Linked DNA regions of Homo sapiens: region 1 is linked to region 2. A link is an interaction called in ENCODE POLR2A ChIA-PET data of the cell type or tissue named here. Cell type or tissue: HepG2. All regions are shown on one strand.

Region 1 (8,000 bases), 99 kb after region 2:
GAGAGGATAATAAATGTGAATTATTGTTTTGAGCCACTACTGGTTAAGGGCAATTTGTTATGTATCAGTAAGTAATGAATATATTAGGCAAATACTATAAATATGTAGCAGGTATAACTATATAATTATCAGACAAAATAATATTACTGCCAATAAATAGCGTTAACATATAATGATAAAAGATTTTGGTTCACATGAAAGAAGTGTCAGATATAAACTTATAGGCACCGAATAACATAACTTCAAGATATATAAAGCAAAAATTTACAGAAATATAAGGAGAAATTTTAAAATCTGTTGTGGTGAGAGATTTTACCACGCCTCCACCCACAATTCATATATCAAAGAACAAAAAGTCAAAAAGATATAGAAGATTTGAAAACACAATTAATATACTTGATTTAATAAGCACTCCACCCAACAATTGGGAGAATACTCACTCCTTTTACGCATGCATAAAATAGTTACACACGTCTGACTGTATAACAGAATCGAGCAAATCTACACATTTCAGAGAATTGTTATCATAAAATCTATATGGGAATACTGAAGAATATGCAGTAATACAATACTTTTGTATGGCAGGGGAGAAGTATATTTCACTGAAAAGAGATAGTTAGGGCAATAGAGCTATAGAGGCAGAGAGACAGACAGAAAGAAAGGGACAAACAGAAAGAGAAAGAGAAATAGAGAGAGAGAGATGGAGGATGCACGAACTAGATCTACAAATTAGGCAACAATCTGCATGGCATCATTTTAGAAGTACACACATCTAATAAATGTTTTGATAAACGGCTATTCCATTCACCTGGCCCATGCCTAAAAACTTTCCCACATATTTCCTCTTTAGCACTAAAAGCATTTGTTAAAATGTCAGTGTTATCTAGGAGGATTAACCCACAGGGATAACAGCCTTTAGACTCATTTCTTTTCTGTGTGTGTGTTTTTTTCTTTTTTAATCTTTCTAACCAGGCCTTTGGCAAGACCTTGAGGGACTATATTGGGGAATAAAGAGAGAATGCCTTTGGGAAGCCGAGGTGGGCGGATCACGAGGTCAAGAGATCGAGACCATCCTGGCCAACATTGTGAAACCCCATCTCTACTAAAAATACGAAAATTAGCTGGGTGTGGTGGTGCACTCCAGTAATCCCAGCTACTCAGGAGGCTGAGGCAGGAGAATCACTTGCACCTGGGAGGCGGAGGTTGCAGTGAGATCATGTCACTGCACTCCAGCCTGGCAACAGAGACTCCATCTAAAAAAAAAAAAAAAAGGGAGAGAGAAAGCTTTAAATGAGGCAAAGAAGAGACAATTGGCAAAAGTCCAAGACATGGGATATTGCCAAACCAGAATGCAGTTCTGCAAAAAGGGCAGTGGACATCATGTGGGTAGGAGGATACAGAGAGACAGAGAGAGACGCAGCACATTTTGGTGTCTGCATGTCCCCACCTTCTTGGCAACCCAATCCTAAGTCTGAAGCTGTGTAAGTAGACTCTATACAAAGCAGAATGGCTAAACAGCAGGCTTCTCCTCTAATCACCAGCAAACCTGGCCTGTCCCAGTGGATGGATTTAACTTCATCCCTTCTTCTGCTCCTGCTAAGATAAAGTCTTCCCTGAACTATTACTTTTTCTGTAGACTTTTCCCTTCTTCACTCTTACCAGGCCCCTGGAGCTATAACTTGTTGCTCATTCTCCATTCATTGGCTTGGGGTTTAGTCCCAATTCAGAGGGTGTGTTCCAGATTGACATTATCTTTTATTGACCCCATTTTTTTCAGGACACCTTAGTGAGTTTAATTTGGGTTACCGATCACCATACTTGGAAGGGAGCCCCAGAGTTCAGTAAATTTCCCCAGGCTTGGTCTATTTGTTCTAACTTTTCCAATTTCCATGTTGGCCGTTGTTGAGACTTTATGAAACTTTGCAGCTTGTCTACCTGTAAAATATATATATATATTTTAAGAAAAGAAGAAAATGACAAATTTACCTCTTTTACTTTTACCATGTAAAGGCCAAATAATCACAAGGCCCCATGTGGCTGACTCTCAAATCAACATAACAATAAAAATAATATTGTCAAGTGAGCAAAAGGAAATAAAAATAATTTTAGTAGAATTCACACCTCTTTAAGGTCACTAAGAATCTGATTCACACTCCACAGTGACCCTTCTTTAAAAGACCTTTTTCCTTTCCTCCGTTCTTTTCCTTTTACATTCTATACTGCTTCTGAGCTTTCTATTTTCCTTTGAGAATAAAATGACTTTCTACTTCACTGATAAAAGTAACTGTGGGGGCTTGCATTTCCGCTTCCACCACCATCACCACAGCCCGATATTCAGGACCTACTAAGCCCCCAGTAGGTCCTTCACCCAGTAGGTGAAATCCCCAGTAGGATTTCACAGAAATCCCGTGTCTTCACAGAAAGAAGGCTGTGCTGCATCTGTGGAAGGCGAGTCTTCCCTCTGACAGATGTTCTCTTCAGAAATTCCTCCATGACCCTGTCAGCAAGTACTAGCATTTTTGTTTTCACATTTGTTGTGAACTAGTAACCCTAGGCAAACATTAATGTAAAACAACAATGTTTCAAGTTGTGGGAAGCAGGCTGCCATGGAGGGCATCTCGGATTTGCAGTGACTTTGAGCAGGGAAAGATCTGGAAGGAGGCAAAGCAATACATCCATCAAACCCATGGATGCCCCTAACAGAAACAGGCCACAAATATTCAACAAGCGCAGAAGAGAAGTACAAATAAGAAGACTGGAATTCATAGTCCAAAACAAGGATTAGTCTATGATAGATCCAAATGGATATATCCATGCTAAATCCATTTACCTCAAATATCCATATGGTATATCCATGCTAAACCCATTTAGCTCAAACACATTTAGCTGAAACCTCGAAAAATACAAAACTTTTTTATATTGGAAAGATATTGTATAATTTAGGCCTGAAAAGTTGCAGTAAGAGAAGTCAACGTGTTTAAAGCCAACTCCTTCTCCTGCCTCTTTATCAGTCTTCTTTATCTTTAAGCACCTTTTTTTTTTTTTTCCCAATGATGCACCCTTCTTCTCAGTCTATAAAAATGCCCAAGTCTCTTTCATCTTAAGACAAATATCCTTTGGCTCTCTTCTTTCTATTAAAATGATGCTTCTTTAAAGAGTAGTTTATACTCTTTCTTTAAAAAATTAATATTACTCTTTTTTTTTTTTTGAGACTGGTCTCAACTCAGTGAGCAAACTCAGCTCACTACAACCTCCACCTCTCGGGTTCAAGCGATTCTCATGCCTCAGCCTCCCAAGTAGCTGTGATTGCAGGTGTGCACCATCACACCTGGCTAATTTTTGTATTTTTACTAGAGACGGAGTTTCACCACGTTGGCCAGGCTGGTCTCAAACTCCTGACCTCATGTGATCCACCTGCCTCGGCCTCCCAAAGTGCTGGGATAACAGGCGTGAGCCACCATAACTGGCCTTAAAAATTAATATACTTTTAATTGAAAAATCACAATTGTATACATACATGGGATACAATGTGATGTTTTGATATATGTAAGCAATGTGAAATGATTAGATCAGGCTAATTAAAATACTCCTCACCTCACCTATCATTTTTTGTGGTGAAACATTTGAAATTTACTTAGTTATTAGTTATTCTGAAATATACATTATTACTGACTCTACAATAAATCTCAAAATTATTCCTCGTATCGATCTGAAACTTCGTATTGTTTGTCTGACAACTCTCCATTCCCTCCCTCTTCCCCTCCCATCCCCAGCCTCTGGTAATCACCATTCTACTCTCTACTTCTGAGGTCAACTTTTTTAGATGCCACGAATAAGTGAGAACATGTGGTATTTGTCTTCCTGTGCCTGACTTATTTTACTCAGCACAATGCCCCCCAGGTTCATCCATGTTGCCACAAATGAAAGGATTTTTTTTTTCAAGGCTGGGTAGTATTCTATTGTGTATATATCCATTCGTCAGTTGATGAACATCGAGGTTGATTCCAAAACTTGGCTATTGTGAATAGTGTTGCAATGGACATGGAAGTGAAGATATCCCTTCAACATACCAATTTCAATTCTTTTGGATATATACTCAGAAGTAGGATTGCTGAATCAATAGATTACTGGATCTATTTTTAGTTTTTTGTGGAACCTATATACTATTTTTCACAATATCCGACACTTTCCTTTTCTCCACATCCTCATCAATGCTTATAGTTCTTCTTTTTGATAAAAGTCATTCTAACAAGTGTGAGGTAATATCTCATTGTGGTTTTAATTTATATTTTTAGTGTTCACTATTCACTCCTCCATTTATTGCAGCTATTTGCAGCTTTGCAAAATTCACCAGGGAAATCCTTATCATTTGGCACCATGGACACAACTCACTATTTATCTTACAGTGCCCCTCACTTTGATTTATTTGACTTGTCAACTACTTTGTCCTTCTTGGTACCCTACTCCCTAGATGTCTAGGATATTGCCTCCTCTCTCAATCTTTCCAGCTTGGTCTCCTCTGTGGATTTTCCTTTCTTTGCCCATATTGATGATATGAAGTTCCCCTCCTAGAGTTGCTGCTTATATTATGCTATTATTCCATGCACTTTCCCTGGCCTTACTTCTCCATACTTGGGCTAACTGCTATCTCCCTATATTTGTCAGAGTGATCTTTTAAAAATATGAGTTTCAACGTATTTCTCTGCTGCTTAATCTCATCATTCATTCCTTGCTAAGTACAGGAAAGGCTGAAAATTCCTTAACAGGACTTATAAGGTCCTCTTTGCTCTTGAAGCAAGCTGTTTTTTTTTTCTTTTTTTTTTTTTTGAATGTTTATTCAGTGAGTGAATGGATGACTCACAAATCTGTGGCTCTGGCCCTGAACTTTTCCTTGAATTTTAAATTTGCAGACCCAGAGGTCTGCAAACAGCTCCCAACAGCTCCCAGACCCAAACAGTTCCAGTTGGATGTTTCACAGACCTCCCTCAAACCCACAATACTCCAAAATGAATTTATCTCAGCCCCACCTGCTCCTTTTTCTGTATTATCCAAGTTACCACCATCAGAGAAACCTGATAATTATTCTTTACATTTGCTCGTTCCCTATATTCACTGTATCATACTGATTCCCCTCCCAAATGCTCCTTCAATTTGTTCCCACCTTTCAGCACCATAATTTATATCCTTGTCTTTTTTCACCTAAATGATTGCAATAGTCCCCAGCTGATTGCCTTAATTCCAATCTTGCCTTCCCCCAACTTCACATCCTCCACGCTATCACCAAAGGAATCTATCTAAAAACCTTTAAATTTCCTCATTTAAAAATCTTTCAGCAGTCTCTTATCCCTAGAATAAAATGCAAGCTTCATTGCACAACATAAAAGTCATCTACAATCTGACTCTTCTTTATAAATCCAAACTCATCTATTTTCTGCCTCAAAGCTCAATAACACACAATGGCTTGTGATTATCTGGACATACCATACTGTTTCATAGGCTGGAACATTTGCTCATGTTATTCTCTGTTCTGGGCCTGACTTCTACCTCTTCTTCATCTATTGAACTGGACACAATCTTGTATTGGGAGCTGCACCTTTACCAGGAAGCCTTCTCTGATCATCTAGGTATGGCTAAGTGTTCATATTTATTCTGTTCCAGAAGGCAGATTGGCTAAGTAGTTGATGTTCAAACTGTTTAGGCGCTTAGCCCAGAATCACAGCTTACCAGCTATACAACTTTGGGCAAGTTACATAATTAATCTCTCTCTGCCTCAGAAAGTACTCAATAAATGTTAGCTACCACAATTATAATATTATCACTAGGAGCCTTACTTTCCAGTGTAAATGCACAGCCTACCTCATGTACCAGGAATCTCTGAGAGGAGTTTAGAAGGACTTTACTCTTCTGGATTGATTACTATCTTCAAAAGCAACAAAGAAATATTTGAATGAAGAAGGAATGTGAACTACTCTTCTCATTCTGGCAACCATCTTCTTAGCTAAGTTTTCTGAGGGCTGGGGGGAGGTGGATGCATGGACTCATTCTTCCCTCCTTTTTACATTATTTTCCTTCAGTGTGTTTATCCATGGGGAAAGCTGGTGATGTCATATGTTTATGTGACCTGAAATGTTACTCACCCTATATAACATCATTATTTGGGCTTTTAATTTAAAATGACCAGAAGAATGAGTTAAAACACAGAACTATTCTATGCCAAGACCAAAGATTTTAAAAATATCCAACAGCGATATAAATTTGATTTGTTTTAGCAATTTAATTCGAGGTAATTCTTTTCTTTTCCTGAAGTGTTTTTCCATCTTCCATGTTTCAAATTCTCCACAAAATAAATCCTTCAGTAGAAATGACAGAAACAAACCTGAGACTTTATGAGCAAGCCATAAGAAAGGCAGAACCATTGGCAATAGGACCCAGAAACTAAAACACCCATTCTGTCTTTGTATCCTGCCCTTGCCAGTATAAAATTAGTGTGCAGAGAGTATTTTCCAGATCCTTTTTCTTTTTTACAGATCCAGTTTAATGACCCAAATTATAAGATTTGGATAACTTTCTTTGGCTGCTCTTTTCAGAATATAGTTGACTTCACCATTAGGCAACATCTCCTGATATTTAAACTAATTGTTTTGTTTTGTCAGCTTCATCTCACTTTTCTGGGTCACATTGTACTGATTTAATTCTAACTAGGTATTTGAGCTCTTAAGTTTGAAAACTCCTCAATCACATTATATGCCCACGTATAAAGTCTCTTGTTTTAAGTCTGATGGTACTATGTTAAATCATGACAATTTGACGTGTTTGGGAATGGGCGGCTTCGGATAGCTGGCCCTTTTAGCATAAATCTTTCTGCATTTGTATGTTTATGTCACACATTTTGTGTAACAGTCATTCTACAGTGTGGTAGGTACATGCTGCCCTAACTCATTTTTTTAAATTGTGATAAAATTCACATAACACAGAATTAACCATATTAAAGTGTACAATTAAGTGGCATTCAATATGTTCATGATGTTGCACAATCATCACCTGTATCTAGTTCCAAAACATATTCATCACCCCCAAAGGAAACCCTCTATCCATTAGCCAGTCATGGCCATTCTCCTCTCCCCTCTGCCCCTGGCACCCTCTAATCTGCTTTCTGTTTGTTTGGGCTTACCTGTTCTGGATATTGCATGCTGCCCTAACATTATCATCTCAAACAGTACAAATGCCTTATTTTTGGTTAGTGCTATGCAGATTTCTAGGATTTTCCTGTGGATCACCTCATTCTTTATGAATATTTGAGATATTGCTATTACTAGATAAATCCGTGTTCTAATTCTCTATTAGAAAGGCAAGTTCAGGGCTGGGTGCAGTGGCTCACGCCACCAGCACATTGGGAGGCCAAGGCGGGCAGATCACAAGGTCAGGAGACAAGACCAGCCTGGCCAACACGGTGAAACCCTGTCTCTACTAAAATACAAAAAATTAGCCAGGCGTGATGGCACGTGCCTGTAATCCCAGTTACTTGGGAGGCTGAGGCAGGGGAATCACTTGAACCCGAGAGGTGGAGGTTGCAGTGAGCCGAGATTGCACCACTGCACTCCAACCTGGGTGACAGAGCAAGACTCCATCTCAAAAAAAAAAAAAAAAGGGCAAGTTCAGATTTTATTACGTTGGTTGTTAAAGATCTGATTTCTTTAAAGATATCATTTATGCATCCACAAAAACAGAGGTCCAGCGATTTTGGTTAACTTATCAGGTCAATCTGTGCCTTTCTCTGCACATCCCTGTGATCAGCAGGTGTCTGAGATTTTTAGTTGTTTGAAGATGCAGGTGTGTCTACTGACCCTACCTATGCAGCTTGACTCAACATTCCATCAAAAGAATGCCAACCCCTGTGTATTGACTAGGTATGTTAATGCTGATTCTTCATTCCACCAAGGCCAAGTGAATCTTGGAGTAAAGATTTTTTTTTTATTTCCATTTATTTGCTTGGAAGAATG
Region 2 (8,000 bases):
GCAGTGGCGCGATCTCCGCTCACCGCAAGCTCCGCCTCCCGGGTTCAAGCGATTCTCCTGCCTCAGCCTCCTGAGTAGCTGGGACTACAGGTGTGTGCTACCACGCCCAGCTAAATTTTTGTATTTTTGGTAGAGACGGGGTTTCACCATGTTAGCCAGGATGGTCTCAATCTCCTGACCTCGTGATCCACCTGCCTCGGCCTCCCAAAGTGCTGGGATTGCAGGTATGAGCCACTGTACCTACCCTAAAGTAATTTCTTTTTGGGAGAGCTTCAGAGCCCTCTTTTTTATGATTTGCTTCTTCCTCTGAATAAAAACCAAGCTTTGGGTGCTTGGCATGGGGTAGTAGCCTCTGGTCTTCTTATTTTGCTTCTTCTGTGTGGAGCCTCAGTCCTGTGAGTGAGCTGGAGGGTGATAATTGGGGCCCTAGTGTTCCTGGCCTGCCACATCTGCTGTAGAGCCACCGCTCTATGTGTGGGGTTGTGGGTGGTAGAAAGGAGCTCCCAACAGCTGGGCCATACTTACCAGGAATTTAGCCTTTCCAACCTGGAATTGGAGAGGATGAGAAACACTGGTGTCCTGCCCTTTCCTGCGAGATTGCATATCCCTTAACAAGCGAGTAGAGGGAAAGGGAGCCTCACCTTTTGACCAGTCCCACTCAGAGTGAAACCTTCCTCAAATTGAGCTGGAGTGGGGAGGAAGCTAGTGTGTCATGGCTCAAGTGCCACAACCTCACTATTCTTACCAAGATTTAGTAGATTTTCTTGAATAGATTTATTTTCTGTATACCCTTAGAACAATTTCTGGGAACTTTAATTTTTTAAAAATGATTTTTATCAGTTACGATCATTTCACTGGAAAATGAGTCCTCAGGGGTCCTCATGTTGCTGGGAATGGAATCTATAGCTACTTCTTTGCAATCTAAAAATGCTCTTAAATGTGAAAAACAACATTTTAGATTTTAGCTGTGTTTTGGAAAGTTGACGTAGATATAAAATCCTGACAATGAATGAAGAGGTTGTGGTTAAGGTCCCAGTAGGGAAGACATGGCCCACTCAAAAGGTCAACTATAGAGGATAGTTTAAAAAATGTGTGAGTAACGTTAAAGCAAACCACCAAAGGATGGTGACAGGGAACAGCACAGCAGGAACTGGCATCACTCCCTGCATGGTCTGAAGGAAGGCAGAGAGTGGTTACCAGAAATTAGTACAACCTGTAGTTCTCTGGCAAGAGAGATTCCACCCGATAGGAGAAGTGGCCTAGTGCCAGGATTACAGTCACTGTATAATAGAGCCTGGGAGAGAGGGAGAGGGAGTGGGAGGAGGCTAGAGTGGGAAGAAATTTGCTTTCAGAGGTGTTCACTCCTCTCACTCTGTGATCTCCTGCCAATGACTCTCATTGGCTAAACTTAATAAAAGCCAGAGGACAAGTGAGCTGGAGTGATATGGTCCACAGAGCGCAGCCTCCCAGGGAACAGAAAGGGGCAAAGTGGAGAGTAGATCTACAGTACAAATACAAAACACCCAGCCCAATGGGCTTCCCTGCATGGCATTGACAGCGCTATAAACTTCAATGCTCTGCTCAATAGATACTTGCAGAGAACAGTGGGAAGAAGAGACTGATGGAATGGCATTGATCTGCTTATTGTCTCACATCTCCCAACATGCATCTTCATCAGAGTCCATAGTTCTCAGGTTCTTTAGGAATCGCATCTTCAGTGCATTAAGAAACTCAAAAGCAACTTTCAATGCTGTTTTAAGCCAAGGAAGTGGATGCAAAGATGTTAGCAAGGTTGATAGTGCTCTAGGAAACTGGTAGGGAAGAAGCTTTCTCTTTAAGTTATACGATGAATAGAGGGAATCTGCCTTTGTTTTGTGGATCATATCAGCTGTCAAATATGTGGTCTAACAATTGCATGCATTTAGAAGGCAGAGAAAAAATAAAATTTGCAAATGATCTCATTACACTTAGTGACAGAGGAATAATATTCTGCAATAAATCACCCAATACCTCACCATTGGTGATACTCAAATGCTTGAATAACAGCTCATAAAATAAGCTGGAATAACTAACTCATGCTGATGTATAAGCTGGTGAATAGGTAGGTCACTGCCTTCAGGTTCTCTCTTCCGTAAGTTTGGAGAGCAACCCCTTGGCTGGAGGAAATGATCAGGAATGACAGCATCATCAGGTTGGTGTGATTTTGTGCAGGCATTTGCTAGAGTTCTGCCAGAAATTTCCCTGATGCTCAGTGCTCCCACTTCCCCTCCTTACTATTTGTAGCTTATTTTTTCCTTAACTATTTTTGCTGTTTACTCTCCCTCGGGCTTCTACTCTGTGCCTCTAAAGACTCAACAAGGATGCTGTTAGCTGCTTTCTCCTCCCAATGACCCATAAAATCTTATCCTGGTGTCTGGTGATACTTCCCTGGCAATTATTCATTCACCAACACCACCTTCCACCTTGTGCAGGAAGGCCCCTTCTTGGCAAACGAAACTCCCACTTAGCACTTTACGGCTCAAAGTAGAGCTGCTGCCCCTCACCCTGTGCCTCCAGCCCCATCCAGTGGAATGTTTTCATGCTCACAGCAGTTTTAAGTAAGGCACAGCTTTTCTTGTCCCAGAAGGGTAGAAACGGGGATGGGTTAGAGGGATGTATTAAGCACAATTGCAATAAGGGCTTTGGAGCCTTCAGGTCCCAGGCAGGAGATCATATTTTAATACCCATGGCTAAAACTGAGCTATAAAACTTGGAGAAGATTGTAAATGCTTTGTTTTACAACACACATAACAAATAACAGCCTGACCCTTGTTAAAAAAAAAAATTCTGACAGTTGTTAAAACAGTAAGGAAGATTTTATTCAGGACTATTGCAATAGGTATCAAGACTATTGCAGTAGGGGAGAGACATTGGGTTCAACTCTGAATATAGCAAAGCCGTGGGGCATTTATATCCAATGAACAGAGTGAGGGGGTCCGTGAATGGAAAATTACTAAGAGGAGACAACGAAGATAGGGAAATTCTTCTAAAGAGACTAACAGAATTCTTGCTGAAGGCAGGCCAGGGTGATTAGATATCAAGGATAGGGGATTTTTGCTAGACTGACTTAGCAGAATTCTTGCTAAAACTGGACTAGGCAGGCCAAAGACAAGGCCCAAAGATGAGGCCTATTTGAGAAGAGGGCACAAAGAACCTGGTCTAAAGTTTGTTTACAGAGACAGTCTTTGTTGTTATCCTCTATGGTGTTAACTTGCTAAGCTTAACTTAGGTTTTCCAGCCCTGTCCCTATGTCAATGACTAAGCTTACCCCAAACACAAGTACACACAGTCTTCATTAATAGAAAGTAACCACTAAAAGAGAACAAAACAAATAAACCCACCTCCTACTGATTAAGCAAGCTAACTTGTAGAAACTTCTAGTTTTAACCAGCTCCCTCTCCCTCCTTTTCCTCCTTGCTTTGCTGAAAGTAAGTGCATTATTGCATTGTAAGCTGTGGGATTCTGCTGTGTATACTGTGTGATGTCAAAATATTTGTTCTAGGGTTCAAAGTGATACAAGTAAAATCTTTGGAGATGTGTGCTAGGTGACACAGAAAGCAAACCAGAGATTTCCTTGCAAATACAAACTCAGTGGCCTAGTGTGACTAAGACTTCCCATGCCTGGTTTGGAGTTAAGCCAAACCATGCTTAACACAAAAAGGAGGAACTCCTAAACTCATGTACTGCTCAGTCATTCCCCAAGTAACAGTCTTCACTAATCAGAGGGGTCTTGGTTTCAGCAGGAAGAGATAAGCATGTACGTGTATGGGTGTAAGCTGCTTTTCCCTGAGTTGCCGTTCTGAAGCCATAATGCACATAAAGAAAATAATTTAAATGGCAAAAAGTTTTAAATGGCAAAACTTGTATAGACAAAATAATCTACATTTGAGTATTTGACTTTTTAGCTAAGTAGATGCATTTATAGAAAATGAAAGAAAGGAAAAAGGAAATTATTGGGGCCTAGGGCATGATACCCCAAAATATAGCACCTTGACAATTGAGAAAGCCACAGAAGCAAGAAGGTCACTCTGAGCTTCTCCCATTTTTCTCCCCTAAAACATGGCCATAAATAAATTCTCGGCCAGGCGCGGTGTTTCATGCCTGTAATCCCAGCACTTTGGGAGGCTGAGGCAGGTGGATCATGAGGTCACGAGTTTGAGACCAGACTGGCCAATATGGTGAAACCCTGTCTCTACTAAAAACACACAGATTAGCTGGGCGTGGTGGCACGAGCCTGTAGTCCCAGCTACTTGGGAGGCTGAGGCAGGAGAATTGCTTGAACCCAGGAGGTGGAGGTTTCAGTGAGTCGAGATAGCACCACTGCACTCCACCCTGGGCGACAGAGCAAGACTCCATCTCAAAAAAAAAAAAAAAAAAAAAAAAAAGAAAAGAAAAGAAAACAAAAGAAAAGGAGTTCTCTGAACTCTCTTGCTAAGTTCCCCTCAGTTTATTACCACTGGGTCATACTCCCTTTTTGTCCAGTTGTAGTTCTACATGACTGCCCGTTCTTCATAGAACCTAAGCCAAAAAAAAAAAAAAAAAAAAAAAGACAAGAAAAAGAAAAAAAAAATCACAATTTTCCCCTGGTTTGAGGGTATTCATTTCTGAAGGCTCCCATGTCATGTAAAACTCTAGTTAAACAATTTTGTTATGATTTTCTCTTGTTAATCTGTCTTTTGTTATGGGGTGTCAGCCACGAACCTTGTCATCAGTGAGAAAAAGATAATACCTTTTCTCCCCTTCAGAATACGTTTCAACAAACCCAGCTTAATATTTTAGCAAAAATAATATGAATTTTATTTGGAGTATGTTGGGATGATGAAAATATTTATCCTAAATTATTTTAAAAAACTAACTTCTAAGAGAGTCTACTGAGGGATTCTGGAGAAATATTCTAGACCTTCATAGATTCAGAAATTATCTGACTTGGAAGGAGCTACATATATAATCTAATCTACCTCCCTCATTTTCAAATGAACAATTAGAAAGTCAAGGGAAATATTCTAAATGAGTTTTCAATAAGAAGTACCAGTCATACAGGCATTTTTTAATGCTCTGAAAATTCTGATGCCAATATTAATATTCAATATAACATTGTATACTGCAGTGATTTTTACTAGCAAAACTGAAAAGAGCTTAGTCTAGGAAAAATGCTTATTTTGGCACAAAAAGACCAGAAAAGTAGTACAGCAAAGGATGGATTCTAGGAGACTTAAGATTAAGGTCCCCACAAGGAATTTCATCAAGAACCACCTTACTCTAAATCTTTGAATTAATGATAAAAATAGCTCTTCTAAGCATCAGAAAAGGAGTACTAAACCACCCCCTTTTGCCTTAGATTGATCTCAGGGCACGTTTCTCTTTGGCGATAAATCAAATATGGAATATGGTAAAAATTACAGGGGTTGGTGATGCCTGTGGAAATGTTACATTTTGGTCATAATTTTTTATTCTAAATAATGGTTTATGATATTCCATTGAGACTTCTGTGCCCTATGAGTGAGGATAAGCCCCACACTGGAGTTTGTATACAACAATGAGATTTAGGATAGCTCTTTGTAAACAGGCTGGGAAAGAGGCTTATCTATGAATTGCTTTAGATTGAAAGAAAAAAGAAAAGTGCTGGGGTCTCACCCCTAATTCTTCAGCTTTGTTCTTCAGTGGATGTGAACTTAACCCAAGGCAGTGAAGCAGCAGATGTGATAGAGCACCTAAGAAAACAGGAAGCCCTGAGAGGCTGGGAGCTGATGAGCACATATTTGTCTTTCAGGAGAGTTTGGGGTAAATAAAAAGCCCTGGGCTTCAGGGGCATCTCCACCTCCTCTTCTGGTTGCCTTAGAGTGGCTGGGGAGAACATGAGCCAGTACAGTGCTGAGAGATTTTGCCGCTATGTCTTGGACTTTTGTGCTCAGAAAAGACTCTGGAGTCAGCTAGGATTCAGGTCAGGACTCAGCCCCTCCGGAGTTACCTCACTCTTCTCGGAGAACCTCTTGCTGGATCTGCAAGGCAGTTCATCTGACAGTGAGCCCAGAAAGCAAAATTCCATTCACGATGGGTTCAGTGACACACACCCGTGAGATGAAAAGAAGTGATGGGCTGAATAGGAAAGTCTGCATAGGTCCACTTCTTTCTGGCTGTGAGAATGGGGGTAAATTGCTCGACCTCATTCAACATCAGCTCTTCATTTGTCACAAAAATACTATTTTGCCTTACAGGATTGTTATGAAGACCAACTGAGCTTGTGCATGTAAATTGCTCAGCACAGTAGTGCCAAGGGTGTTGACAGGCCAGTGTCGTTCCCCTAGGCACAGCCTCTGTGTTCTCAACTTTAGAATGGCCAGATCACCTGCCCTCATCTATAGGGATGACTTGTAGCCACTTACTTATTCACCACACTGTGGAGCATGTCTTCTCCCATTCAAAGCCCTCTGCTAGTGTGTCAAATTTTGAATTGCTTAGAAGAAAATCAGTAGAAAACAAGTCCCTTTTGGCTTCCGTTGCTGTGCGAGCTGGTATTAAGTAGAAATCTCTCTTTGAAAAGTTAAATGACTCCTTCTCTGACACTAAAGACACATGATCGTGCTAATGTTTCAAATCTGTGCCAAGATGGCTATTTGGAAGACAACTAAATGTTTCACTGTGGTTTTGTATCTCATAATCAGAAAAACAACAAACCAAAAAACAAAACAACAAAACCAGGCTCAGCCATCTTCAGGAGGCAGCTCTGCTCCCAGCTCCCATGCTCTGCAAGAGAATTTTGTAAATCCATCTGCTGCAGGAAGTTAGGCAAAGCCATAGCTGTAGAAATTCAAAACAGCAGGTTTTAACTAAAGAATATTCTTCCTGGAAATGTACATATTTAAGCTGCTTCAGCAGAGCTGTCTCTAGCCCTAGGGCCCAGGAAAGCTCTGCGGAGAAGGGGGGAATGCACATTGCTTTCTCCTCATGGTGAGAGGGGGATCCTCACAGATATGAGGCTCAACTTGGACTTCCAAACACCAGGCAAAGGGCAGAGTCATTCTATAGCAGGGGAGAGCAAGCGTGTTTGAGTCACCCAACTCTTCTCTTGCTTTTTCAGGAGAGGTTGCCTATGTAGTGAAAAGAGCATATCCTTTGGAGCTGGACAGACATGAGCTCAAATCCTGGCCCTGCTGGTTTCTTTCTTTCTTTTTTATTTTGAGATAGAGTCTCCCTCTGTCACCCAGGCTGGAGTGCAGTAGTGCGATCTCGGCTCACTGCAACTTCCACCTCCCAGGTTCAAGCAATTCTCTTGCTTCAGCCTCCTGAGTAGCTGGGATTACAGGTGCATGCCACCATGCCCAGGTACTCTTTGTATTTTTTTTAGTAGAGACCGGGTTTCACCATGTTGACCAGGTTGGTCTCGGTCTCCTGACTTCAAGTGATTCACTTGCCTCGGCCTCCCAAAGTGCTGGGATTATAGGAGTGAGCCATGGCCCTGCTGCTTTCTAAGTGATCTGGGGGAGTTTCTTTCATCTGTAAAGGATGGTGACACCTACCTTATGAGATTTCTGTGAGGATTAGATGAGACAACGTATGCACGGCATCGTCTGCAAAATAGATAAGTTCTCACTACGTAAGTTCTGGGAAGTAGGTTGGGAAGCACACAAAAGTCCATGTGTTGCGTGGTGTAAAGAAGCCAAACAGTATTTGTGTAGTTCACATATCATTTATCTTAGTGTGGGGCAGAGCTCCTGGGCTTGATGCAGTCAGGACTCCTCGGTTACCTTTAGATCAAATGCACCTTCCTGTTTTGCGTAGACTTTGAAACTGTATTTTTGGTATAGAGTTCAGTCTGGGGACTACAGAGAGTTAAGGGCAACCATGAGGACTCTCTTAACCACTGAGGTCTTATGTTTTCACAATTTCTTGAGTTTTGAGAACTTTCCTGAGTCTTAGATTAAGCCTCTAATGCTCTTTTGCTGCAAAGCAAAATATGGCCT

The links. ChIA-PET counts read pairs that join two places held together with the same protein. Peaks named below come from ENCODE experiments on the same cell type or tissue, not always from the same donor. Only the 100,000 strongest peaks of a DNase experiment are listed, where the experiment ranks them.
Region 1: POLR2A ChIA-PET joins it to region 2 with 50 read pairs; 5 of 35 experiments call an interaction of 5 or more read pairs at or near these places.

What each region holds. Positions count from the first base shown.
Region 1 is chr2:215,690,579-215,698,578 of GRCh38, reverse strand. The region is part of intron 5 of LINC00607 (long intergenic non-protein coding RNA 607); the gene reads left to right. The region is part of intron 7 of LOC102724861 (a long non-coding RNA gene); the gene reads right to left. Among named protein-coding and RNA genes, the nearest start is that of LINC01614, 23 kb to the left of the region's middle. In HepG2, no CTCF peak of the experiment used is centred here; DNase peaks (open chromatin) are centred at 4,888 and 5,918.
Region 2 is chr2:215,789,584-215,797,583 of GRCh38, reverse strand. All of the region lies in intron 1 of LINC00607 (long intergenic non-protein coding RNA 607), which reads left to right. Among named protein-coding and RNA genes, the nearest start is that of LINC00607, 50 kb to the left of the region's middle. In HepG2, a CTCF peak has its summit at 2,564; DNase peaks (open chromatin) are centred at 2,573, 3,523 and 5,783.